Linked DNA regions of Mus musculus: all the other regions are linked to region 2. The links are chromatin loops, found by intact Hi-C in ENCODE. Cell type or tissue: left cerebral cortex. All regions are shown on one strand.

What was found. A loop is a pair of places that touch in the nucleus more often than their neighbours do. Peaks named below come from ENCODE experiments on the same cell type or tissue, not always from the same donor. Only the 100,000 strongest peaks of a DNase experiment are listed, where the experiment ranks them.
Region 1: it touches region 2 in a loop (5-fold over the local background); 12 of 42 quality-filtered maps call a loop at or near these places.
Region 3: it touches region 2 in a loop (2.2-fold over the local background); 8 of 42 quality-filtered maps call a loop at or near these places.

The regions. Positions count from the first base shown.
Region 1 is chr17:28,517,971-28,525,970 of GRCm38, forward strand. E230001N04Rik (a long non-coding RNA gene) reads left to right here and starts at 4,686. Exons shown (of 2, transcript XR_385504.4): 1 at 4,686-5,396; 2 at 6,449-7,918. In left cerebral cortex, CTCF peaks have their summits at 2,110 (motif pointing left) and 7,334 (motif pointing left); DNase peaks (open chromatin) are centred at 214, 825, 988, 2,163 and 5 more places; H3K4me3 peaks cover 2,433 bases; H3K27ac peaks cover 3,867 bases.
Region 2 is chr17:28,229,518-28,237,517 of GRCm38, forward strand. Ppard (peroxisome proliferator activator receptor delta) reads left to right here and starts at 3,237. Exons shown (of 8, transcript NM_011145.3): 1 at 3,237-3,347; 2 at 7,495-7,578. In left cerebral cortex, a CTCF peak has its summit at 3,026 (motif pointing right); DNase peaks (open chromatin) are centred at 3,102, 3,670 and 4,106; H3K4me3 peaks cover 1,253 bases; H3K27ac peaks cover 2,644 bases.
Region 3 is chr17:28,323,859-28,331,858 of GRCm38, forward strand. It overlaps Fance (Fanconi anemia, complementation group E), which reads left to right. Exons shown (of 10, transcript NM_001163819.1): 10 at 2,294-2,716. The coding sequence ends at 2,395. It overlaps Rpl10a (ribosomal protein L10A), which reads left to right and starts at 4,613. Exons shown (of 6, transcript NM_011287.2): 1 at 4,613-4,760; 2 at 4,953-5,027; 3 at 5,109-5,189; 4 at 5,516-5,664; 5 at 6,667-6,839; 6 at 6,972-7,175. The coding sequence starts at 4,756. The coding sequence ends at 7,142. It overlaps Tead3 (TEA domain family member 3), which reads right to left. Exons shown (of 13, transcript NM_011566.4): 13 at 7,813-8,000. In left cerebral cortex, CTCF peaks have their summits at 788 (motif pointing right) and 4,609; DNase peaks (open chromatin) are centred at 3,343, 3,638, 4,011 and 4,688; H3K4me3 peaks cover 1,915 bases; H3K27ac peaks cover 2,225 bases.

The sequences.
Region 1 (8,000 bases), 290 kb after region 2:
GTAGGGGATGCACCCAGCCAGGGAATCTGGAGAGGCGTGGGTGCTCCGAGGCTGGCGAGTGCTCAGGGCTGCTGGGGCCCACCCTACAGGGGTGCCTTCTGAGAGTCCCCGCGGCCACGGGAGGCTGCGCCACAGCGCAAGCCGCGAGCACAAACAGGGCGAGGAGGCTGGTGTGAGCGCCTGGGCCCGCTGCCAGCGCGCTGGGGCTGGAACACAATGTCCCGGGCGAGAGCAGGCGGGCGGGCGGGCGGGCGGGCGAGCGTGAGGGAGAACAGCCTGACTCAGCAGCTGGGTAAGTGGGTGTGCTCGCCCGCTCCCCAGATCAACCGCTCCTGCAGCCTGCGGTCAGCAGCCGGCTCCGCACTGGGAGGGAGGGCGCGGCGCTGCAAGACCGCCACATGGTCGGGTACGAGACCTCCTCACCCCTCCAAGAAGCCATCTCCGGACCCTCCGGGCCGGGGCACCGTAGGCTCAGCTCACCTGGGACCGGAGTACCCTCCTCACTGTACCCACGCATGGGGAGAACCACGGAGATGCCGGCTACAGGCCCCTTGGTTCCTCCAAGCCCCACCCACTCTGGGACGCCTCTGGAGGTCTCAAGAGTGGTTTGTGACTGTTAGTTGCAGGGAAAGCAGTTTGCTTTGGGGTTTGGTGGGTAAGGGTACCAAGGAAGAGCATCCTAGAAGAATTAAGAGAGAGTTCTGCCCCGTCCTCGTTTGACCCAGTGTTGTGTCTCTTCCGGTCCCCCTCCTTTCAAAACCACTGGGGCCCTGAAGATTTCCTCCCTGGAGGGAGGGAGGGAGGGAGGGAGAAGCAGGTGGCGTGGTCCTCTGAAGCCTGGGAGTCTGCTCTTTCTGTAGTCTCCACCCTCCCACCTGAAGCCACAGCAAAGGCCCCAGAAGCTGGCCACCCAGCCACAAAATTCCTCCTTCGCGCTTGCTGATTCTTGTGGTCCGGTGGGGCCATTGACAACGAGGCAAAAGGCCAGAGGAGGGTGGTTCCTAGGGAGGAGGGGCTGCTCAGTACTCTAGTCTCCTGGGGTGTCTTCAAGGTACCCCTAGGGACACCCTGTGCCTGGAGAGTGCCAGGCTGGCAGGAAGGGGCTCTGTTCTCTGCTGGATTCCGGGAAAGGTTTTGGCAGACAGCACAGGCCTGGGTTCCAGGGCCTTCCAGGCTGAAGTTTAGGGGAGGGACCCTAGGCTGCTGAAGTATCTCACCTGGGCCTACTGTTCCCAGACCATCTGATTGCACCATCTCCAAGCTCTGTAGCTGAAGATGAGGGCCAACATGGGTCCAGGCTAGGGACCACCTTTCAGCACAATACACATTCCAGCTGACCCTTGCGAAATCATCTGGGAGAGATTTAGCCCCGTTACACCCCAACCAGCAGCTATTCCAACCGACAACCCACAGGTCTGTCCCTGGTGCCCATGTTTGCTGGTGTCAGTGAAACTCTGACCTGGACACGCTCAGAAGGCAGAGGAGCTGACAATGTCTTCCCCATCTTTGGTTCTCTACCAAACATTTGCCTTCCCATGACCTACAAGTGACCGACTTTAACTGACCATGTTCCTAGCCCAGGCACATCCCCATTGCCCACTGAGGCCCAATCCCCCAAACTCCCTACAGTGGTAGGCTAATTTTTAGGGGGCTGTGGATTAAATCTAAGGTCTTACCTTACTAGGCAGGCAGTTTACCACTGAACAAAATCTTTACTTTTAATTTTTTTTTATTGTTTTTATTTTTGTTTGTTTGGTTTTTTTTTTTTTTTTTGAGACGAGACAGGGTTTCTCTGTATAGCCCTGGTTGTCCTAGAACTCACTCTGTAGACCAGGCTGGCCTCGAACTCAGAAATCCACCTGCCTCTGCCTCCCAAGTGTTGGGATTAAAGGCATGCGCCACCACTGCCCGGCTACTTATAATTTTTAAAAATTAAATTACTGGGTGTTCCCAGCCTCCTCTCCTCTCTAACACCAGCACTGCCTCTCCCTTGCTTGCCAAGAAAGAAGGGGGGATAAGCAAAGAGGTGCCCTCTGTGGTGGTAAAGCCCCCAAGAAACAGCTGGCTACAAAAGCTACTCCCAAGATTGTGCCCTCTACTGGAGAGGTGAAGAACATCATCATTACAGGCCTGGTTGGTATCTGGAGCTGGTCGGAAGCAAATGAAGTCCATCTAGTTGGCCTTTTTAAAGACACCCACCTATGTGCTATCCAAGTCAAACTTGTAACAATTGTGCCAAAAGAGAGCCAGGTGGTGTGCTGTATATGCAGAGAACATGCTCGCCTTTAATCCTGGCATTGAAGAGGGTTCTCTCTGATGTCAGTGTTGGATCTGTCACCAAACATCAGGTTCTCCTCTCCACTTTTGCTTCATTTGTTCTATTTATTTGTTTGTTTGTTTGTTTTGAGACAGGGTTTCTGTGTATGGCCCTGGCTGTCCTGGAACTCACTCTGTGGACCAGGCTGGCCTCGAACTCAGAAATCCGCCTGCCTCTGCCTCCTAAGTGCTGGGATTGATTAAAGGCATGCAGCACCACTGCCCAGCTCTTTTTTTTTTTTTTTTTCTTTTCATTACTTTTCCCAGCCCCTTCTCTCCAGCACCATAAATGCCACCTTTGGCCCAAATGGTCCTGCTTCCTAACCCAGGCTTTTCCTGGCTCCTTCCAAACACCATTTACTGTGTATGTTATCACCTTCAGCCAAACACACTGGGTACACTGGGTGCTACCCTGTGTGTTCCCAGAGCAAAGGCTGGGGGTTTGTCCTTGTCAATTCCAGCCTACAGGACTGAGCACAGCCCTGCCGCACTGGGAGAGGACATCAGATGTTCTCAAGTGACCCAGCCACCCATTTGATTCAACAATTCCCCTCACCTTCCTCTTACTCTCCCTCTCCTCAGTTGGTATGTCCAGTCCCACCCAGCGTAGCACCTCCCTAATGCTCTCCCAGGTCGTCTTCTTTAAACATATACCGTGTACTGTACCTATTTAGTGAGTGTGGATGCAGGTGTAACATGGCTGAAGGTGGGAGTCACAAGACAACTTACAGAAATAGATTCTTTTTGCCATGTGGGTCCTCAAGACATCAGACTTAGCAGCAAGCACCTTTACCTACTGGAGCTGTCTTGCTGGCCCTTTGTCCCTATTTCTCACTCACCTCAGACTCCTCAGAGATTGGAGGAAGGAGCCGCTGACATTAAAGTTACCCTCAGGGAGTTTGTGCTAAGCTTCAAACACTTGGGGGCACAGAGTGAAAAGATAGCAGCTGCTGACATACCTGCTCCTGTGGTACAGCGCCACAGACAGGGGCAGAAGGCGCAGGGGAGGGGCTGTGGACATGAATAAATTGGTACAATGCTTGCCAAACATGGAGAAACATGAAGGAGACCCCAGCTCCCTCCATCCATGAGGTGGGGTGGGGATGTGAGGTACACACCTGTTATCCCAGCATTCCGGAGATAGAGGCAGGAAGATCAGATGTTTAAGGCTATTCTTGGCTAAATAGAAAATTTGAGATCAGCCTGGGCTAGAGATCTTGTCAAAAAAAAAAAAAAAAAAAAAAAAAAGCCTTTGTATGGCTGAGCCACTAGTTAGGTGTTCTTTGCAGGAACAGTCTCTGTCTCTGTCTCTGTCTCTGTCTCTCTCTCTCTCTCACACACACACACACACACACACACAGGTACTGTGATCCTACAGTCACCTCCCACCTCCTGACCTACCTGGGAATGCACCTTCCACGGGAGAGGCTCTGACAATCTCAACTCTATTTTGATCCTTTTAAACAGCCTCCAACCTGTTCTAGGTTTTATTGCTTAATTATGTTCTGTGGTATCCTCACCCCACCCCCACCCCCCACCCCCGTTTCCCTGTAGGCTGTAAACTCCTTCATGACTGGGTTAGGGGCAGGATTGTTCTTTGATACCATTTAATTATAGTCTAAAAATGAAGCCAGGCTTCATACCCACAGGCTTGGGTCCCAACCTGGTTCCAACACTTAGCTATCTGGCTTAGGGTCCTGGTTCCAACACTTAGCTATCGGGCTTAGGGTCCTCTGAGAGCTCAGACTCAGTTCCTAGGCTGTAAAAGGCACCAGAAATACAACAGGGCAAAGATCACAAGACCTAAAATGCTGGGAAGGAGTTGGTACGTGGTGAGCATGGAACACTTTGTCCTCCTTCCCTGAATAGCTGAGACCTTCCATGAATTAGAGAACCAAGTCTTCACTGATTAGTGCTCGCTCTGGGGTACTTGACAAGAGAAAGGAGACACTGAATAATTACATAGCGCAGTGGATAAAGGTGCCGCCAAGCCTGACATGAGTTGGGGTCTCACAAGGTAGAAGACGAGAACCAACTCCCACAAATTGCCTGCCCTCATATCTCCAGATGCACGTTATAGCACATGAGCCCCAGCCCCCTACAGTAAATTTAATAAAAAGGCATTACATCTATCCCAGGATCATATCCTGGGTGCATGGCCACTCCACCCGGCTTAGTGACAACCTGTGAACCGCAGACTTGGTGAGAGAAAAACAGTCCCTAAGAATGGCGCCAAGCATAAATATCTGTTGAATCAAAAATCAAGCGAGTCAATAAAAAAGCAAAGACAGAAACGTCCCACCCCGCCGAGCCCCCAGCCCAGCCGCACCCTGTCCTGGAGCCCTATTAAGCCATAGTCCCCAAAGTCCGCTTGTCTACAGCCCCGCCTCCGATTGCCTTGGAAACAGTGACGTTAATCGAGGGGGTGTGGCCTCTCTCCATCCTCTCAAACGTTGTGAGCCGCGCCTTAGCACAACCTGGAGGGGAAGATGAGGTTAAGGTTGCTGGGTACTCCCCCGTTCCTTAGGCCGGAGATAGCTAAGCACACCGGTCTGCGCCCACGAGAGAGCCCACCTTGCGCTTGCCCTTGGCAATTTAGCGTAAGATCGCGAGAGTGCGGGCCTGGGTCCCCGGGAACCGCCCCTGGCGATTTAGGGGGCTTCTGGAGACTGCAGGCTTGGGTCCTCGGAAGACCACCATACTCTCCACCCTCGACGTTGTCCTGGTGGGCGCAGTCCTGCGCCTACCCGGGCACCCCAGACTCGCTGCGCGCCCTAGGCGCGGGCGGGAAGGGGTTAAGCAAGGTGCTGGCTCGGGGCGCGGCTCACGGCGCGTGTGGAGGAGGGGAGCGGGGAAGAAAGTGAGAGCGGGGGCGGGGGACCCGAGCGAAAGAACATCCTGTGCCGCCGCCGGATGCGAGAGGCGGGGGCGCGGGGGAAGCTGGGCGATGCGCTCCGCCCCGCGCTCCTCCTCCCGGGCGCTGCCCGCTCCCGCGCTTCGTACTGCTTCTTCTGGTCCCCACGCCTTCGCGGGTCATGAGCTTGCCAGAGGGGCCCCTCAGCTCGAGTTCCCCGGCAGGGGTAAGCGCGGGGAGTATGGGATCCGCTGTGAGGAACGGGCGCCCCCCTCACCCCCCAAGCTTTTTCCGCTGCACACTGATGGCGAGCTGTCCCCTGCGCAGCGCTAGGATCGGCACCTTCTCTGAGCCAGTCCTGCTGCCAGTACTTTCAGGACTAACACAGAAAAGCTGGTTGTGGAATTCGAAGCCCTCACACTCCTGGGATTAGAACCGGAATCGGTCGGGCCGCAGGGGGCTTTTCACTGGGAATAGCGAAGACTCAAATCCCTTAGCTGATAAGGCTCGGGAGAGAGGCCTCTCGGAAGTCATGATAGGCGCTTGCCGACACAGTTCGATCCCCAGGTCGCACAAGGTGAAAGGCGAGAGCCACCGATTTACATAAATTGCCCTCTGACCTCCATACATGTGCCTTGGACACCCATGCTTGGGGAAGCCAGGTATGGTGGCTTTGAACCCAGCACTCAAGAGGCAGACGCAAGAAGATCTCTAGTTGAGGCCGAGCTCTTGGACTACTACATAGACTGGGGAAAAAAAAAGTTAAAAAAAAATATGGGGGTGGAGGGAGCTAGCTATCTAGGCAATGCTCTTTACTTGATCCAATCAGAAAAGAGCCTCACCAGCAGATACAATGGCGCTATTAATGTCAGCTTTTCAAAATACAGGCTTAGCACCAAACTGCTATGTAATGATGACCTTGAACTTCTGACCACCCATACCTCTACCTCCGGAGAGTGCGGGCAGGGCATGGGGGGCGAGGTTACAGAAGTGCAGCACAGCCGGGTGTATAGCAGACCCTCAACACCACCTGGAGCCCTAAGGACGCTGAAACACCCGTGGCCCACGCTTGGTTGAGGAGAATGAGGAAGTGGCTTTGGAGTTCCACGGGTGGATGATGGGCCTTAGGGGCAGCAGCTCAGCGAAGTGGGCTCAGGGTATGTACCCTGGTTTGTCGCTAGTGGAGGCATTGAAGAGGTCTAGGCTTGCCTCCTGCGCTTGAACCTCGTGGATCCTCATCATGACCGGTCAGTATGTGTCATGCTGCTTAATGCGCAGGTTCAGCCTCCACAGGCAGCTCCACGCGGCGGATCTCCATCCACGTCCCTTTCCACGGTGGACAATGTCAGCTAAACTGACCTGCAAGGAAGCCCTGGATGATACCAACCCCAGAAGTTGAAAAGCTACCACGGGGTGGGTGCTAGGGCGGGCTGTGACTTTGTTGGTAGGGCCCTTCAGTGCATGTGGCCAGCCCTGAGTTCAGTCTCCAGCGCCAAATAAAGCAGACACAACGCACTCAGGAAGATGGTGGACATGGTGCTGGGAATTCAGGGTCATCATCAACTCTGTAAGCAGAGTGTGAGGCCAGCCTAAGCCACCGCTCTCAAAAGCTGACAGGGTGTACCTGCTGGGTTTGTGTGACAACTTGACACCAGCTGGAGTTATTACAGAGAAAGGAGCTTCCCTTGATGAAATGCCTCCATGAGATCCAGCTGTAGGGCATTTTCTCAATCAAGAGTAGGAGGGCCCAGCCCATTGTGGGTGGTGCCATCCCTGGGCTGGTAGTCCTGGGTTCAAAAGCAAGCTGAACAATCGAGGGGAAGCAAGCCAGTAAATAGCACCCCTCCATTGCCTCTGCATCAGCTCCTGCCCCTAGGTAAGTTCCTGTCCTGACTTCCTTTGGTGATGAACAGTAATGAGGAAGTATAAGCTGAATAAACCCTTTCCTCCCCAACTTCTTAGTCATGATGTTTTGTGCAGGAATAGAAACCCCGACAAGACAGGGAGCTAGAGAGTTGATTCCATCACTTAAGAACATGTGTTGGGGCTGGAAAGATGGCTCAGCGGTTAACACTGCTCTTCCAAAGGTCCTGAATTCAATATCCAGGAACCACATGGTGGCTCACAACCATCTGTAGAGGGATCTGATGCCCTCTTCTGGTGTGTCTGGAGACAGCTACAGTGTACTCATATACATATAATAAATGTTAAAAAAAAAAAAAACAAAAAACAGAAAACAACAAAAAAACCACCCAAAACGTGTTACTCTTCCAAAAGACTCAGGTTTGAATCCCAACACCCACCCGGCAGCTCTGAACCGTAACTCCAGTCCCTGGGGACTCCAGTGCCTCCTGCTGACCTCCTCCACCAGGTCACAGGTGCTGTACATGGAAGTGAACCATTCATACACATTCTAATGAAAGAACAAAAATAATAAGCTGCCAGGGTTCACCCAGGTGCCAGCTGGCAGAACACGTACCCTAAGTCTCCACAAACATCAGCATCCTCAGAATAAAAGAAGCCGTTCCTGCCTGGCTGGATGGCCTGACTTGTTACTCCAGCTACTTAGGAGGCTGAGGGACAGGAGATGCTTGGACACTGCAGACAGCAAACATTCATAGCTGGCCCCGAAAAGCTAACAATGAAGCAACTGATAAGACTTGATGTTGTCGCATAAGACCCTAGGTCTGACTTAAAGCACCACTGGGAAAAAAGAAAGCCCGGTCCCCCACCACCACCAAAAAAAAAGTTGTTTGGTCATCCCAGTTGCCTCAAAGGCAAAACCAGAAGTATCAGGAGAGATCTGGCGGCAGCCAAACAGAGTCGAGTC
Region 2 (8,000 bases):
CTGTGGTGCTATGACCAGAGGCCACTGCCTTCTAACCTGTCAGCTCCTAGTTAACTAAGAGCTTCCCGGACTCCCTTCTAATTCTGCTGCCCGGATGGGTGTTTGGAAATCCTGCCCAGCCCTTGCCGCTGTCCAAAAGACTTTGTTTGGATTAAGACAGGCTCTCACTTTATAGCCCCGATGGTCCCCAACTGAGGCTCCTGCCTAAGTCTTTCAAGTTCTGGGGATACTGGTAGACACAATCAGGCTTAGCTACATCCAAGAGTTAATTTAATTATATTCTCTATATTCTCTCTGTGTGTCTGTCCGTCCATCCGTCTGTCTGTGTGTCTGTCTGTATGCACACACACACACGCACACGTGCGCACACACACACTCACATCATGGTGAGTGTGTAGAGGTCAGAGGACAACTTTCAGGAAACAGTTCTCCTTCTACCATGTGGTCCCAGGTCATCAAACTTGGCAGCTGGTGCCTTTACCTGTTGAGCCACCACCCTGGACCTGCAGAATGACTTTTGATAGTCACGCTTACTTGCCCCTGTGCCCTGTGGGACACGAAGGCCATAGTCATCAAGCCAAGAAGACCTGCTACAGTTCTGCTGCAGGGGCACAGCCTCAGCTTCTTCCTCTTGCTCTTCTAGGTCTCACTATGCGCTCCTTTCTCCTCATTTCTAAATGTTGGAGGTCCTTGAAGACAAGGACATGAATTCCTCAACGCTGTCCCCAATGCCTGGCACAGAGCTTGCTCCTAAGAAAACTGTGTACCAAACATGTCTTGAATGAGTGGGATGTGTGGCTGGGTGTGGCACAGTTAGAAAGTGAGGACATTGCTGAGACTGGAGATCAAGTCCGTCCAGCATCAAACCCAATGATTCCTTACCACGGGCCAGGGGTTTGCCGTGAGCTATTATCTGGGAAGGGTTCCCTGCTTTCCTGGAGTTTGCTTGCTATCTCATCGCAAAGGTCACAGCCTTGCAAGTGCACCCGATGCACTTTCAAGGAAGTTTGTGACATTTAAAGTGTCACGAAACTCCTGCTAGCGCTAGCGTGAGGGCACAGAGCTGAGGGGTAGGAGGTGAAGTCCGAACTCCATGTGCTATGGGATAACTAAGGGAAGCAGGTCCCGCCCCACACTAGGAGTGGAGGCTGCCCAGGCTTGCCTGGTCTGCTGTGTTTCTGCAGTGCTGATGATGGCAGCTGATGGGGTGGTGGGTCTGGATTTGGACCTGGGAGGAGTTAGGGGAAGGAGTGAGCATGACTATGGTCAAAATACAAAATGGGCAAGTGTGAAATTCTCAAAACCAACATTAAGAATCTAGCAGAGGAGTAGAGTTCTTGCTTAGCATGAAGCCCTTGTTCCATACTCAGAGCCACATAAACTGGGTCTAGAGGATTCCAGCATGTGGGAAGTGCAGGCAGGAAGGTCAGGAGTTCAAGACCAGCTCGAGACCCTCCACCAGAGCTCTGCCAGACACAAAATGGCAGAAATCTCTGACTTCCCCAGGCCATTTTTTACTACAGTCTTGGAGGACAAGGGAAGTGATATCTAAAAACTTAATACAAATTCATTTCAAAAGCAATAGAAGGGAGCTAGGGAGAGAGCAGGAAAGTTAAGCGCCTCTGCTGTTCACGCAGAGCAGCCAGCGTTCAGATCCCGACACACAGGGAAAAGCAGGGTGTGGTCCTGTGAATTCCTGTAATTGCAGAACCAGGATAGCCCAGGCTTGATGGCTGACAGCCTATCCCACCAAACCAGAACCGCTCGTGCATGCATCAGGAGACCAGGCCTCAAAGGAAAACCGTGGAAACCTATCCTTGGAAGACACACAGTACCCTTCTCTGTCCTCCAAGTGCACACGCGCACGTGCGCACGCGCACACACACACACACAGACACACACACTCGAAAACAAAGCAGAAAAAAAGTGGTGTGGGGTTCTCCAATCCAGCGAGCTAAGGATGCACTGTAAGGAGTGCCAGACCGGGCAGAGGTGACCTTTAATGGCGGTGTGGAGGAGGGAGGTGCCTGCTGACTTTCCTGCCAGCCAAGTTTTGTTCATTCTAGGATGATGAAACCAGCCAGTGACAGATTGCCTTCTGGCTACATACTCTCTGTGGTATATGATGAGTTGGGGTGACAGGCAAGCCCAGGTACAGAGTTCTTGTCTTGTCTGGTCCCTGACATCCAGCGACAGAAATCTCAAGTGGGAGAAAAGTTCTTTTAAAATTTGTTTTCTATTTGGCTTCACAAGGCCTATAAGCACAGGCTGGCCCAAAACTTTCTCCATTGCTAAAAATGACCTCAAACGGGTCCTCTACCTCCTGAGTGCTGGAGTTAGAGTGCCATCATGCCTTCCAGATCTTTCTTTTTTCTTGTGTGGGTGTATATGAAAGTGCACATGCGGTGTGTAGAGATTGGAAGATAACCTTCAGGAGGCAGTCCCAGGGACTGAACTCAAGTCTTCAGGCTTGGAGACAAAGCGATGACCCGTTGAGCCATTGAACTAGCCACCAGTTAAAAAATTGGGGGTGCTGAAGAGATGCTTCAGTGGTGAAGATCGCGCTTGCTACTCTTGAAGAGGCTCGCTTCCCAGCATCTACATGGAAGTTCTCCATTGTAACTCCACTTCCAGGGGATCCAACGCCTTCTTCCAGACTCTGCAGGCACTGAACGCACATGGTGCAGAGACAGACATGCAGACAAAACACTCTGACATATAAAAATAGATATTTTGTAAAACGTATGCGTCTGTATTTTCATTCCCAAGTCTCCCACCATATGCCTCTCCCAAGCGCCTCTGAAAATTACAGTTTGCCTCTATTCCTTCCCCCACCGCCCTTAGCTTTGCTTCTTGCTTCAAACCACACAAGTCTATGCCTAGTTTCTTCTCAGGAAGAGTGAGGAGGTTGTATTAGATGACCTCCACCTTCTTTCCGCGCTTTAAAGCTTTAAATATCGTTTCGTGAGGCTTGCTTTGACCAGCCCTAACTTCTCCCCAGCGCTTTCCTCAGCTGCTGCTCCCACGTCTGACTGCAGAGGGCGCTGCAGACGCGCCAGGGCAGCTGTGCAGTGGGCGGAGCGATGGCTGTCAAAGGAGTGGCTCCAGGCGGCGCGGCGATTGGCTACTGCTATGGCGGAAGGGGGCGGGGGCGAGTGCTTAGTTGTGGGGGAGGGAGCCAGCGGCGCGGTGACATCACGGGGCTGGGGGCGGCGCCGGGGCTGGGAGCGTGTGACGCCGCAGGCCGCGGCGGACCTGGGGATTAATGGGAAAAGTTTTGGCAGGAGCTGGGGGATTCTGCGGAGCCTGCGGGACGGCGGCAGCGGCGCGAGAGGCGGCCGGGACAGGTCCGTGCGGATCGGGAGAGGCCAGCGCGGCCCGGGCTGAGGTGGATGGTGGGGTCAGGGGCTCCGAGAGCCGCTTTCCGCGCCTCTGCGGCTCGTCTATGCTCGGCTTGCGCGCTGAGGAGCCACCGCTGGGGTCTCCACCGCAGGGACCCCTGTGGTTGCTCGGAGCCGGCCTCCCTCCCTCCTCCCACCCACCCTGATCCCTCTAAAGCCCCGTGGCTTCATCTCCTCTCAATTCCAAAGAACCCCATGTCACCTCCCTTCTGACCCCCTTTCTGAGCGCCTCCCTTGCTGTCCCGCTACCCAGGCCCTCCTTGGAGATCCTTCCTGCCTCCCTCGATAGCCTTCCATCCTTGCCCTGTCGGTCAGTGCTCTCCTCCTCTCTGACCCGTTTTCGGGTTGCCCTATCCCTCCCCATCTTCTTTAGGATGTTGTGAGCCAGTCCGGTTTATCCGAGCCCCTTCTATCCTGGCTACCGGCAGAGGCCCCACTTAGGCTCAGCTCTCATCTCCTGTCCTTTTCACCTCCTGTCACCCGACTGCCTCGCTTCTAGTTTTTTTTTTTTTTTTTTTTATGCCTCTGCTTGAGGAGAACCCAGAGGTGCACGATAGGCTTCCGTTTCACCTTCAGTTGAGCTGGGAGTGGGGTGTTGAGCGCCAGCTTGACCAGATTTGTTCGGGTCACAGGTTTCACTGGGTGTTGTATTGGGAGGGATGGCCAGTTGGTAGGCCCTCGTAATCTCAGCTTTATAATACTTCCCCTTTATGAGTCTGTTGACTTCCAGGAACCCTTGGGGGAGACGGCTCTGAGTTGGGTGTGTGCCAGGGGTAGCCAGAGGCTTCATATAACTCTTTTCACCCTTTCAGGAAACAGGACTCATTTGGGATATTATGGAATGTATTTAAACCATGATACGGTGCCTTCCACGCACTGCCCTTTTCCATACAGCTAAGAGCAGAAGCTATGCCCTTGGTTTTTTTTTTTTTTTTTTTTAAAGATTTATTTATTATATGTAAGTACACTGTAGCTGTCTTCAGACACACCAGAAGAGGGTGTCAGATCTCGTTACGGATGGTTGTGAGCCACCATGTGGTTGCTGGGATTTGAACTCCGGACCTTTGGAAGAGCAGTCGGGTACCTCTTACCCACTGAGCCATCTCACCAGCCCTGCCCTTGGTTTTAAACTTGGTTTTTCCTCCCTGTACTGGCTCTAGAATGTTTGCTTACAAGTTACATTTATTTATTTCTGTGGGGTGTGGATGTGGGGTGGGGTGTAGGTCAGAGCACAGCTTACTGGAGTTGGGAGGTGGCTCTCTCATTCGATATTGTGGTTCCTGGAAATAGACTCGGGTCATTAAGGTATGATGACAACCACCTTTACGTCCTGAGCCACTTCACCAGCCCCAGAATACATTCCCGTTTTAGTTTTTCAATGGATTGTGGGCCTGCTAGCCCTGGGGCTGTTGGGCATCTGTTCCCTTAATCTTGGGGTCTTGGTCCAGCGACTGAGTTTACCTCCTGTCTTTCACTGACGGAATGTGCCTCTTGTGTTGGTCACTGGGCATGGTTCCTCGGTGCCCTTTTTCCTTCCGTTTCCTGGGCATCTGTATTTACTGAGGCTGGGAGAGGCAGCTGACGTTTCTTCCCTTTGCCCAGGTGTGGTCTGGGGTATTGCCTTGGTATCTGCCTGGGCAGGTCGAGGGATTGCACCAGTGAGGCCTTGCAAAGGAACTTGGGCTGTCTGCTTCCAGGCACAGCTCAGTTGTATGCAGAGTTGAGCCTCTTTGTTTGCCTTGGGTCCCTGGAGTCATCCTCAGGAGAGAACATATATTTATCTTTGAAGGCTCTGGAAGTCTGACCCACTCTAACTTCAGAAGCGGGAGCCCAGGGTTCCGTTGGCACCAGGTTTCTAGGTCTCCTCTTTTGAGGATCACACTCTCTGTCTTTGAGCCAGAATTGGCCATAGAACAGGCCACCTTCTGGAGCCACAGCAGGGAGCCAACTGAACCAGCTTGACCAGGTCTTACAGTTTTGTGATCTTTGTGTGCACTGACCGTTTTCCACGAAAGCATTAGGACTGTGGCTGGCCTGGGGTTGAGTGAGCCTCCTCTCGTCTGATCCCTAAGGCCCCTATATGGAGCACTAGATGTGGGGATGACAGGAGAGTGGAGGAGGTTAGAAGGAATCTTTTCTTCCTATGAGAAACATCCCATTTATTATTTATTTGTGCGAGCGTGGGAGTCAGTGTTCTCCTCCTGGTGTCCCCAGGATTGAACTTAGGTCATCAGGCTGGTTGGCAAGCGCCTTTACCCACTGAGCCATCCTGTCCCTCCTCAGTATCACTCTGTAACCCAGGCTGGCTTTGAGGGCACTGTGCTAGTAGCCTCCTCACTGATGGCAGTCTTCCTGCTCTGTCTTCTGAGTGCTGGGGTTGCTGGGATATACCACCCAACCCGGGTCATTTTTGAGTGGTGCAGTCGAATGCTTGGTAATGATTAGTCCAGTCTCTGGCTCCCCAGAGATTCTGCCTGACAGTCTCTTTTTTTTTTTAATTAGATTTATTCATTTTATTTTCTGCGTGAGTATTTTACCCGTGTAAGTATCTGTGCGACACCACCTGTGTACCGTGTGTGTTTGGTGCTCTTGGAGGTCAAAAGAAGGCGTTGGATCTCCTGGAACTGGAGTTCCAGCTGGTAACTACGTGTGGGTGCTGGCACTCAAACCCGGGTCCTCTGAAAGAGTTCCAAGAGCTCCTAACCTCTGAGCCCCCTCTTCAGCCCCCTACCTACAACCCTTAAGCAGTCTATTATTGTCCTGACTTTGCTTAACGAACCACAGGGCTCCGTGCTGAGTTGGTGCATAGGAGGCCTCCAGTACAGCACAGGGCCAGTCCTGGTAGAGCCTTGTAAGTCCTAGCTAGCAATGCTGGCTGGATAACCTCCTGAGGCATGTCTACTCTGCAGTCTTCTAGGGAACAGCTTTCCATTCTGTGCTTAATGCAGATCGTGGCTCAACGTCTGTTTTCACGGTGTGAGGGGACAGGCCCTTGCCAGTGGCTTTACCTGTCACCTCCAAAGTTCACTGGACTGACCCCCCTGCTCTGTTTGGGAACTTTTCTGTGCTGTGTGCTTCAAGTCACCCAGGAAAAGTAGTTGTCCTAGGTCCTCCCAGCCCCACCTGTGGTCCCTTACTGTCTTCCTAAAGGCCTGGTGTAGAGACTAGCCTGAGAAGCTGGTAGGCCTCTATTTTGGACAGAGTGCAGCTGCCCAGCTGTTGTGCAAGCTGTCCCCAGGGTTTGAGCTTGGCATGGCCTGGTACAACGAGTCTTGTCTCTGGGCTGAGTCCTGAGGCCCACCTCCCCAGGCTGCTACCCTCTGCATATTGGGGACCAGTGGAGTGGGTGCATTCTAGTACCCCGTCTGGTGGCTCTGGTGGACCTGGTGATGCCGGGACAAGCCACATGGCACTGTCCACATTGGGAGCATTCCTCTCTTGCCAGCAATCACACAAGCTTGTTTGTCCTGCCAGGGCCTGGCTTGTGTTATGTCCGAAGCTTTGTGCCCAGTGCCCTTGTCTGTGCCATGTCGTCCCAGATTACCCTGTGGCTGTTTCTTGGAGATGGTTTGATGTCGCTGAGCATGTTTGTGTGTCATCGGAGCCAGGGGAGGAGTGGCTTGCCCTAGCAGCTGGATTCCAGGGTGTCAGAGGAGAGCTGGGTACTTGGCTGGAGCCTGGCAGGCATATGGGCCTTCAATGTTGGATTTCAGGCATGTGGGTCTTCTTCCATGGCCCTCATAATTTGGGGCTGGTGACTGGGAAGTGACTCAGGGGCCTCTCCTTCTGTGAGCTAGTGGGGTGCTAGGCACCACCTCTTTCTTACCCTGCCAGGGCCTTCCGCCCCACCCAGGTAAGATCCGAAGAGCCAGTGTCTGCTTGCTTGGCAGTGCAGACTCCTTCCAGGATTGGGAAATATTTGCTGACTCAGGGTGAGATCGACAGTCTCCCATGGTGTGTGTGTGTATGTGTGTGTGAGGTCATATGGGACCACATGTTCTTGAGTCCTAGTGTTCAGTTAGAACACCCTAAGCTCTCTTTTTGGACCCTGGCACCACTCAGTTACCGACACTGGCTCCTTTCCACCTTACAGTGCTGTGCAGCGGTGTGGGTATGCGCATGGGACTCACTCAGAGGCTCCTGCTCACTGACAGATGAAGACAAACCCACGGTAAAGGTAAGCCCGCTTCGCAGACTTGGGTGTCGGGCTGACTGCCACAGGCTCCTGGCCTTGAAGGAGTCACCAGGCTGAGTCCCCGATCACCTGTGCGGCCACCTGCACCTATTGCTTACGGTGACGATTGCTCATCGACTGTGTGCGGCTTAGGTAGATCTTTTAGCAGTGTGGAGATTCTCACCTTTATACCCACAAGGATATGGACTTTCTCTTGTGTCTGAGGGGCTGCTTGCTAAATAGGGTAGCCAGTGTTTGTTGAGTGGCGTAGAGGATCCTGGGCCACCAGGGTGCTGTTCATCACTTCCTTCCATTTACCCAATAGATGAGTGGTGTTTGGTTTCTGGATATGTAGTCGGGCAGGTCTAGAACTCCAGCTCACCCCTTCTCCTTCCCAAGTGCTGGAATTGGAGGCATGTAACATC
Region 3 (8,000 bases), 94 kb after region 2:
GGCCACAGGCTGGAGTCGGTGGAGAGCTGTTCATGGCAAGAGATACAGCGTGAGCCAGGACTGACCTTGGGGATCCTTGTAGCCAGGAGCTAGCAGTGTGAGAGCCAGTAGCAGCTGGAGCAAGCCTGTTACGACTTCCTTCTGGTAGCTCAAGCCCTGTGCAAAGCCCTCTGAGGCTGTGCGTTCCTAGCCTGTCCTGTCGTCAGCCCTCAGACACTGTTAGCTCCTGCTGTCTCGGCCTCAAGTTCTGTTGGGGCTGCTGTCTTATGCCACAGTGTCTGTGTAGCAGCTCCATTGTGCAGACGTGGTTTCCCACCAAACCAGGAGCTCTGTGCCTGGCCTGGCTGACTGAGCAATGACCCTAGGAATCTCCTGTCTCCTAACCCCAGCACTGGGGTCACAGGTCATATAAACACACTGGATTTCGTTCTAATTCCAAAGGTTTTTTTTTTTTCATTTTAATTTATTTATTTTATGTGAGTACACTGTCTCTGTCTTCAGACACAGCAGAAGAGAGTGCCAGATCCCATTACAGATGGTTGTGAGCCACCAAGTGGTTGCTGGGACTTGAACTCAGGACCTCTGGAAGAATAGTCAGTGCTCTTAACAGCTGAGCCATCTCTCCAGCTTGCCTCTTTTATATATATCTGTGTGTGGGTGCGATCTCTCTCTCTCTCTCTCTCTCTCTCTCTCTCTCAACATGTATCTGTGTACCACGTGTATGCAGTGCCCTTGGAGGCCAGAAGAGGGCACCAGATTACCTGAAACTGGAGTTATAGACAGTTGTGAGCCACCACGTGGGTGCTGGGAACCGAATCTGGTTCCCCTAGAGGAGTGGCAAGTGATGTTAAATGTGGGACCGTCTCTTAGCCCCTGATTCTAATGTTTAAAACTGCATTTAAGTTTATGTATTTGCGTGTGCACATGTAGGGGCCGGGGGACAACTTTGAGAAGCTTGTTTTTTCCTTCCACTGTGTGGGTCCCAAGTAGCCAAGCTTGGCAGCAAGCGCCTTCGCCCTCTGAGCCACCTCACTGGCCCAGGCTTAGCAGCCTGTCCTAGAAGGCCCTGCGTGGGTCATGGGTCAGGGAGCTCTTCATTTTGACAAGATCTCAGGCTGGAGAGATGGCTCAGCGGGTAAGAGCACGGACTGTTCTTCCAGAGGTCCTGAGTTCAATTCCCAGCAACCACTTGGTGGCTCACAACTGTCTGTAACTCTAGTTCCAGGGCTTCTGAAACTCGCACATAGACAGACATGAGACAAGTTCTATTGAACATAAAATAAACAAGATCTCAGGTAGCTCAGGGTGGCCTTGAATTTGCTGTGCAGCCCAGGTGACCTTGAACATCTGATCCTCCTGTCTCCAGCTCCTGAGTGCTAGGGTTAATGGGTACACTACTATGACCTGGCTTATGTGGTGCTGAAGGAAGGACCTAGGGCTTCCTGCTTCCTCTGTATCTTTGGTTGGCCTGATCTCTATGGAGACCAGGCTATCCTGAATGCTCTATGTTGACCTAGTTGGCCTCAAACTCAGAGACCATCCTGCCTTTGCCTCCTGTGGTGGGATTAAAGGCTGGGCCACTATGCTGGGCTCAGCTTGCTGATTTATACAATCCAGGGCCCCCTGGTCAGGGCTAGCACTGCCTGCTGTAGGCTGAGCACTCATATGTTATCCAGCGACACAAGAATGCCCCAGAGGCCACAGTGTGATGGCAATAGTTCCTCAGATGAGGCTCCGTCTTTACCCAGCCGTGTCAGGTTGACAGCCAAAATTGGCCATCGTGCAGGTAATTTGTTGACCCCATGATCCCAGGAGATGTGCTGTGCAGTTCTGGGGCCCCTGGCTTCTCCACAGACCTCTCTGGATCCCGGAAGACGGGCCGTCCTCCAGAGGCATCAGGACCTGCAGATGGGGAAAGACTTTGCCCCTGTCTTCTTTGAGGAGTGGGGGTTGGAGAATGGGGGTGGGTATCTGAGCCCCGTAGAGGGCATAGGAACAGGCCAGGGAGAGAGAGCAGTGTCTGAGGCATGCCCGGAAACCCCTCTCCTCCTCTGTAGCCTGGGAGGGTCACGGGTGCCTGGTCAGACACACCTGAAGCCCATCTATCAGTGGGGCCGGCTCTGAGCTCCACTGCTGATAGAACTCCAGGCCCTCCTGGCTCTTGCTCCACCGCAAGGGGCAGAAAGGTTTGGGTGCCCAGGAGCCTGTCCTCTATTCTGTCCTCTCTCCCCATAGCGTGTTGAGGAGACGTGAGACGGGCTGCTGCAGTCCTGACCTGACTCCTCCTCCCCAGATCACAGAGCAGCAGAGCCTGGACCTGGCTGTGGCCCTAGAGCCCAACGCCACCTTCCTGAAGAAGGCCCTGCAAGCAGCGCTGAGACATGTGACCCACTGACCATACACAAGGACACACCGCCCTGACTGCTTGTCTCAGAACACACAGCCATCTCAGGAGTCAGCTGCCTCTGCCCAACACCCCAGGCTCTGCAGGGGCCATATTGACTCCACAAGGAGCAGAGAGGAGGCCTTGGGTACCACTCCTGACAACATCAGGATACAGGGGCTGTGGAGGATGAGTGGGAGGTGGGCAGAAAAGCTGGCCTTTCAGTGTGAGCCTTTTGTGCTCAGGTATATGTTGTGACCTCCTCTGTTTTGTTTGTTTCTGAACTGAGTAATTTTGTAACAGTTTTAATAAAAAGAAGACAGTCCATCCAGGCTTGGTGGCTCAGCCCTGTCATCCCAGCCCTCAGGCAGAGCCAGGAGAATCAGGAATTCAAGGTCATCTTCAACCGCACAGGAGTTCAAGGCCAGCCTAAGCTATGTGAGAGAGACCCTGTCTCAAATAAGTTTGTGGGTGTGGCTGAGATGGCTGGAGGTGGGGGCAGGAGAGTCCCCCAAAGCTACAGGGCCAGCTTAGCCGGAGACAAAATGGAAGGCAGGGACTGGCACCTGAGGTTGACCTCTGACCCGTGTGTGTGTGTGTGTGTGTGTGTGTGTGTGTGTGTGTGTGTGTGTTGGCATGTTTGCAACCCAGAGTGCTCAAGCATGCACAGCACAAATGTGTACAAACATATGCATGTCAGATACAAAGAACTTCCAAACAAGCACTTGTATTCTTAGGCTACTTTCCCAGAACCCCCTTTACTCCCTCACCTGCCCCCACCCCTCCCATCACAGCAGGTCTGTCAGAGCTGCCTGATGAGTGTCAAGGACTACACTGAGGGCAAGGGTGGGCTTGGGACCCATAACTTTTGTTTTCATGCTGAGCCGGAGTCTTAGGCCTGCTAGAACTCTGAACTCTGTCTTCAGCTGCAGCAAAGGTTTGGACTGGGATCTGAGGGATGTCTAACCCACCATGGGCTGAAAAGACACAGGGTGCCTGCTGCAGACCTGTGTGACATCTGTATTTCCACAGCACCTCACTCAAAAAATATTTAGCACACAGCTGGGCACGGTGGCACACACCTTTAATCCTGGAACTCAGGAGATCGAGGCAGGCAGATCTCTAATTTCAAGGCCAGCCTGGTTTACAGAGCGAATTCCAAGAGAGTCGGGGCTATGCCAAGAAACAAAAATTTGCCAAACTGATGTGACTGAATTAGCCTGAGAAAGTTCATGACAGCATCCTCCTACCTTAGCCCTGCAGTGGGTGGGGAACTGAGGTTTCTGGGTGCTTCTGAGTCCCTGTTCCAGGGAGGCAAGGAGGTCAGTCCAGTGAGAAGGTCTGGCTTTTGAGAACAAGCTGAATCTGACTACAGAAGCAAGGGGAACAATGTCTAAGAGACAGACGTCAGCCGCTCACCATGTTGATGGCCTTTAGAGTGTGGATGGCACTTGCAGCTTCAACCTGCCTGCTCTGCTCTGACCCTGTGGGAACCTGCTTCATCCTGCCTGCTGTTTGCTGTGTGTGTGCTCAGGCGAGATGAGCTATTCGTAGGTCTGCTCCCTGGAAATGGTGGGTGCTGGCTACATCTGTGATTTGTTCCCAGAGAGGGTGACATGCCTCCAAATGAGTCACTCCAGATCTGGAGGCTCCCTGCAAACGCTCCTTGACCCGGCGCCTCTCTATTAACTGCGAAGACCGGGGTCAAGTAACAAGAACGACTTTGTTTGAAATGCCAACTAATTGAGACAGGACAGGGGCATTTGTCCAAAGTCCACCTTGCCCGGAGGCTGAATCAGGGGCGGTTTATACAGATGGCCAGGATAGACTGGTGGGCGCCTCCTCCCAGGTGGAGGCTTAGGCTTAAGCCAGGCACATCTGATCCTAATCTAGTCACAAGGCGCTTTCCCGTTCTGCAGATCTCAGCAAGGGTCATTTCCTCAAGCTATTCCTGTCATCCATGCCTCTGCCCACATGCGGTGGCCGGACCATTGCACAATGCACGGCTAGAGGGGGCGGCTGCCCAGTGGCTCTGCGGGGCTCATCACCAAATTAGGCGATGACGGAGACCGGTTCTGCCGGGGACTGGAAGTCATGGGGCAGGCAGAAGATAGAAAGCAGGGAGAAATCCAATCCCAGGGCCCGGCTTCAGCCCTTGTCCCAATGCAGGACTGCCTGCTGCTCCTAGAGCGGTTCTCACGGTGCAGCCGCGTGGTGGCGCCCCCCCAGCGGCCGCAAACTGCAGCGCCTCTCCGGCTTGGCTGAGCGCGGAACGTGCCCGTAACGGGCAACTCTCGCGAGAACGCGGGCTCTATTTGAGCGCATGCGCAAAGCGCTCTGCCTTCTTTCCGGTTTCCGCGGCAGCCGCAGCCATGAGGTAAGTTGTTATCGTGGCGCTATCCGCCGCCATCCGTGCACCCACACGCCCGCGGACGCCCCGCGGCCCGTCTCGGAGGCTCTCCCGGCGACTGCCCCGCGTCGCGAGCCTTTCCCCAGCGTGCCGTGGGCCTGTCATCGGGCCCGGGGTGCAGCATGGCCGGCCCCGAACGCCTTCGCTTCTCCCCAACAGCAGCAAAGTCTCACGCGACACCCTGTACGAGGCGGTGCGGGAAGTCCTGCACGGGAACCAGCGCAAGCGCCGCAAGTGAGCGCGGGCCTCCCTCCCGGGGCAGGGCGAGCATCCCCGGCCATGGCGACCCTGGCTCACAGCTCCCCTCTCGCTCAGGTTTCTGGAGACGGTGGAGCTGCAGATCAGCCTGAAGAACTACGACCCTCAGAAGGACAAACGTTTCTCGGGCACCGTCAGGTTGGCACCGCTCTAACCCCACCCAGCCCTCAGTGTTCCCGTGTGGCCTGGCCGCGCCCTAGGCGGGCACGGGGACACTGACGTGCCAGGGTAGTTCAGGAGCCCTGCTGCAGGCAGGCAGGCTGGACGGACCCCCACCCTGGGTCTTAAAACAAGAGGGGAGGCGTGGGGAGGCCTCGGCCGAGCCCGCCGCCTAGCCTGAGAAGCCAGGCTAGTGTTGCCCAGAGCTCCGGGTAAGGCTTGCCGCTCCCTGCCATGCGTTCAGATCTAGCGGGATGGCCAGCGCCGACCATGACCTGTTCTGTTTTCTCCCCTCCCAAACGCAGGCTCAAGTCCACCCCACGCCCCAAGTTCTCGGTGTGCGTTCTGGGGGACCAGCAGCACTGTGATGAAGCCAAGGCCGTGGATATCCCCCACATGGACATCGAGGCGCTCAAGAAGCTTAACAAAAACAAGAAGTTGGTCAAGAAGCTGGGTAGGTGGGGCTCACTAGGGCTGAACACAACCCATGACCCCCTGCCCAGGAGTGGCAGCACACATTGGGCTTCACAACCAGTTAGAAAATGCCCCACAGGCTGGTCTGATACTCCCCTCTCGCCAGTGTGTGCAGTTGACTCATAGCCAGCTATTGGTTTGGGTTTCAAGTCTTTTCAGTTAACAACCTATCGAGGGAGGGGTCACAAGTGTCTCCCACGTGTTAGCCTCCATGGTAGCCCCTGTCTCCGCATACATTTTGGGAATAGTTATCCACTGTGAGCTAGGCAGTTGTCATGCCTGCTTTTATAGATAGAAGGTTTCTCCATCTGTCTTAAGATTTGGAGTAATACTGAGTCTTACTGATGTTGCCAGCCTGGGGTCTAAGGTTATCCTCTAGAAGTGCTCAGGACTGTGCCCTGTCACTGAGCTGTGTTCTCAGGTGACATTATGGTTCCCAGGCCTGCTTGAGGCTTCTCAGATAGCTGGCCTTGGTCCACCTTTGACAGATAATGAGACAGCTTTTTTCTTAAGATTTTATTTTATGTATATGAGCAGGCTGATGAGAGCCTCAGATCCCATTACAGGTGGCTGTGAGCCACCATGTGGCTGCTGGAAATTGAACTCAGGACCTCTGGAAGGCAGCACTCTTAACTGCTGAGCCATCTCTCCAGTCCATAGTTTGAGGCAATTTAAATGCAGGCTTACAGTGAATCCAAGGGGTGGGGGCCATCACAGCCCCTCAGTTCTATGCAGCACACCAGGGATTGTGGGACATCCTGGTCTAAGACCTCTGTGAGGACTTGAGGGTGGAGCTACTCAGCAGTCATGGGTCTGAGGAGGCAACTTGGCCTTCTCGTTGTAAAGGATGGGTTGGTTGTTTAAAATGTTTTGTTTTGTTTTTTTTTTTTTTTGGTGGTTTTTGTTTGTTTGGTTGGTTTTTTTGGTTTTTTTGGTTTTTTTTTTTTTTTTTGGCTCAATCCTGAGTGTCTGTGTCTTCTAGCTAAGAAGTACGATGCCTTTTTGGCCTCTGAGTCTCTGATTAAGCAGATCCCACGTATCCTGGGCCCAGGCCTAAACAAGGCTGGCAAGTTCCCCTCCCTGCTGACACACAATGAAAACATGGTGGCCAAAGTGGATGAGGTGAAATCGACAATCAAGTTCCAGATGAAGAAGGTCAGTCTGGGCGGTGTGTGGTGGGGAAACCAGAAAGAGCTAGGTCTGGGTGCCTTAGCCCTGGGTTAAGCCTTTTCACTGGGGGAAAGGGTACATGCTAGCTTAGCCTGGTGACCTTTTCTGTCCATGCAGGTGCTGTGTTTGGCCGTCGCTGTTGGCCACGTGAAGATGACCGATGATGAGCTAGTCTACAACATTCATCTGGCTGTCAATTTCTTGGTGTCCTTGCTTAAGAAAAACTGGCAAAACGTGCGGGCTCTGTACATCAAGAGCACCATGGGCAAGCCCCAGCGTCTGTATTAGGATGCTCCAATAAACCTCACTGCTGCCACTCAGCCTTGGTGTGCCTGTGATTGGGGGCAGGGCATGTGAGGCCACTATCCCAAAGCTGGGAGAGGGGGTCTGTAGGGGTCTACAATGCTTCTCAGGTGGTGGGAGAGGTACCTCTAACCCCCTCGTGGGTAGAGAGTCCGGCTTTTCTAGGTGAAGTTCCCAAGCTAATTCCCCCGTGGTTTTGTTTGGGGCTGTAGCTGTTGTCAGGCCTTAGGGGAACACCCATAGTCTGCTCAGTAATGGCTTTAAGCCCTGGGCATAAGAGTTCCTGTCTGCTGCAGCTTCCAGGTAACACCCATCTTGGGCAGGCCCCTCAAAGCCAGGTGGGGACAGGGCTGAGGGAAACAAACCAGCAGATGTGAAGGCAGGTCAACCAGTGAATGTGTAAGGTGTCCATTTGAATCACCTTGTGAAGATAGCTCTCTGAGTACTGAAACTACCCCAGGCTTTGTGGGTGACAGAGGTCTCTTATCTAAAGACTTGCATGACCACCCAGCCTGGTCACCTGGCTGCAGCTAACCCCAGGACTCCCAAAGTTTGCTACTTAAGCCACTGTAGCTGTTTCTTGAAGCACTAAGGTGAGCTCTGGCCACAGGTGCGTGCCAGTGATGAGGGGTGGCAGTCATGTGTCAACACCTGTTTTTGACTAGGTAGGGTACAAGGTTGCATATGGCACAACTGTCTTGACCCAGAAACAGCTTTTTAATTTTTTTCTTTAAAGCAGGAGCCAGGCCTTGAGTGGCCCCTGCCTTGAGCCATTTATGATGTAGCCCATCACAGCTGGATTTTAAAAATACACAAAAATATATATATATAATACATGTTATA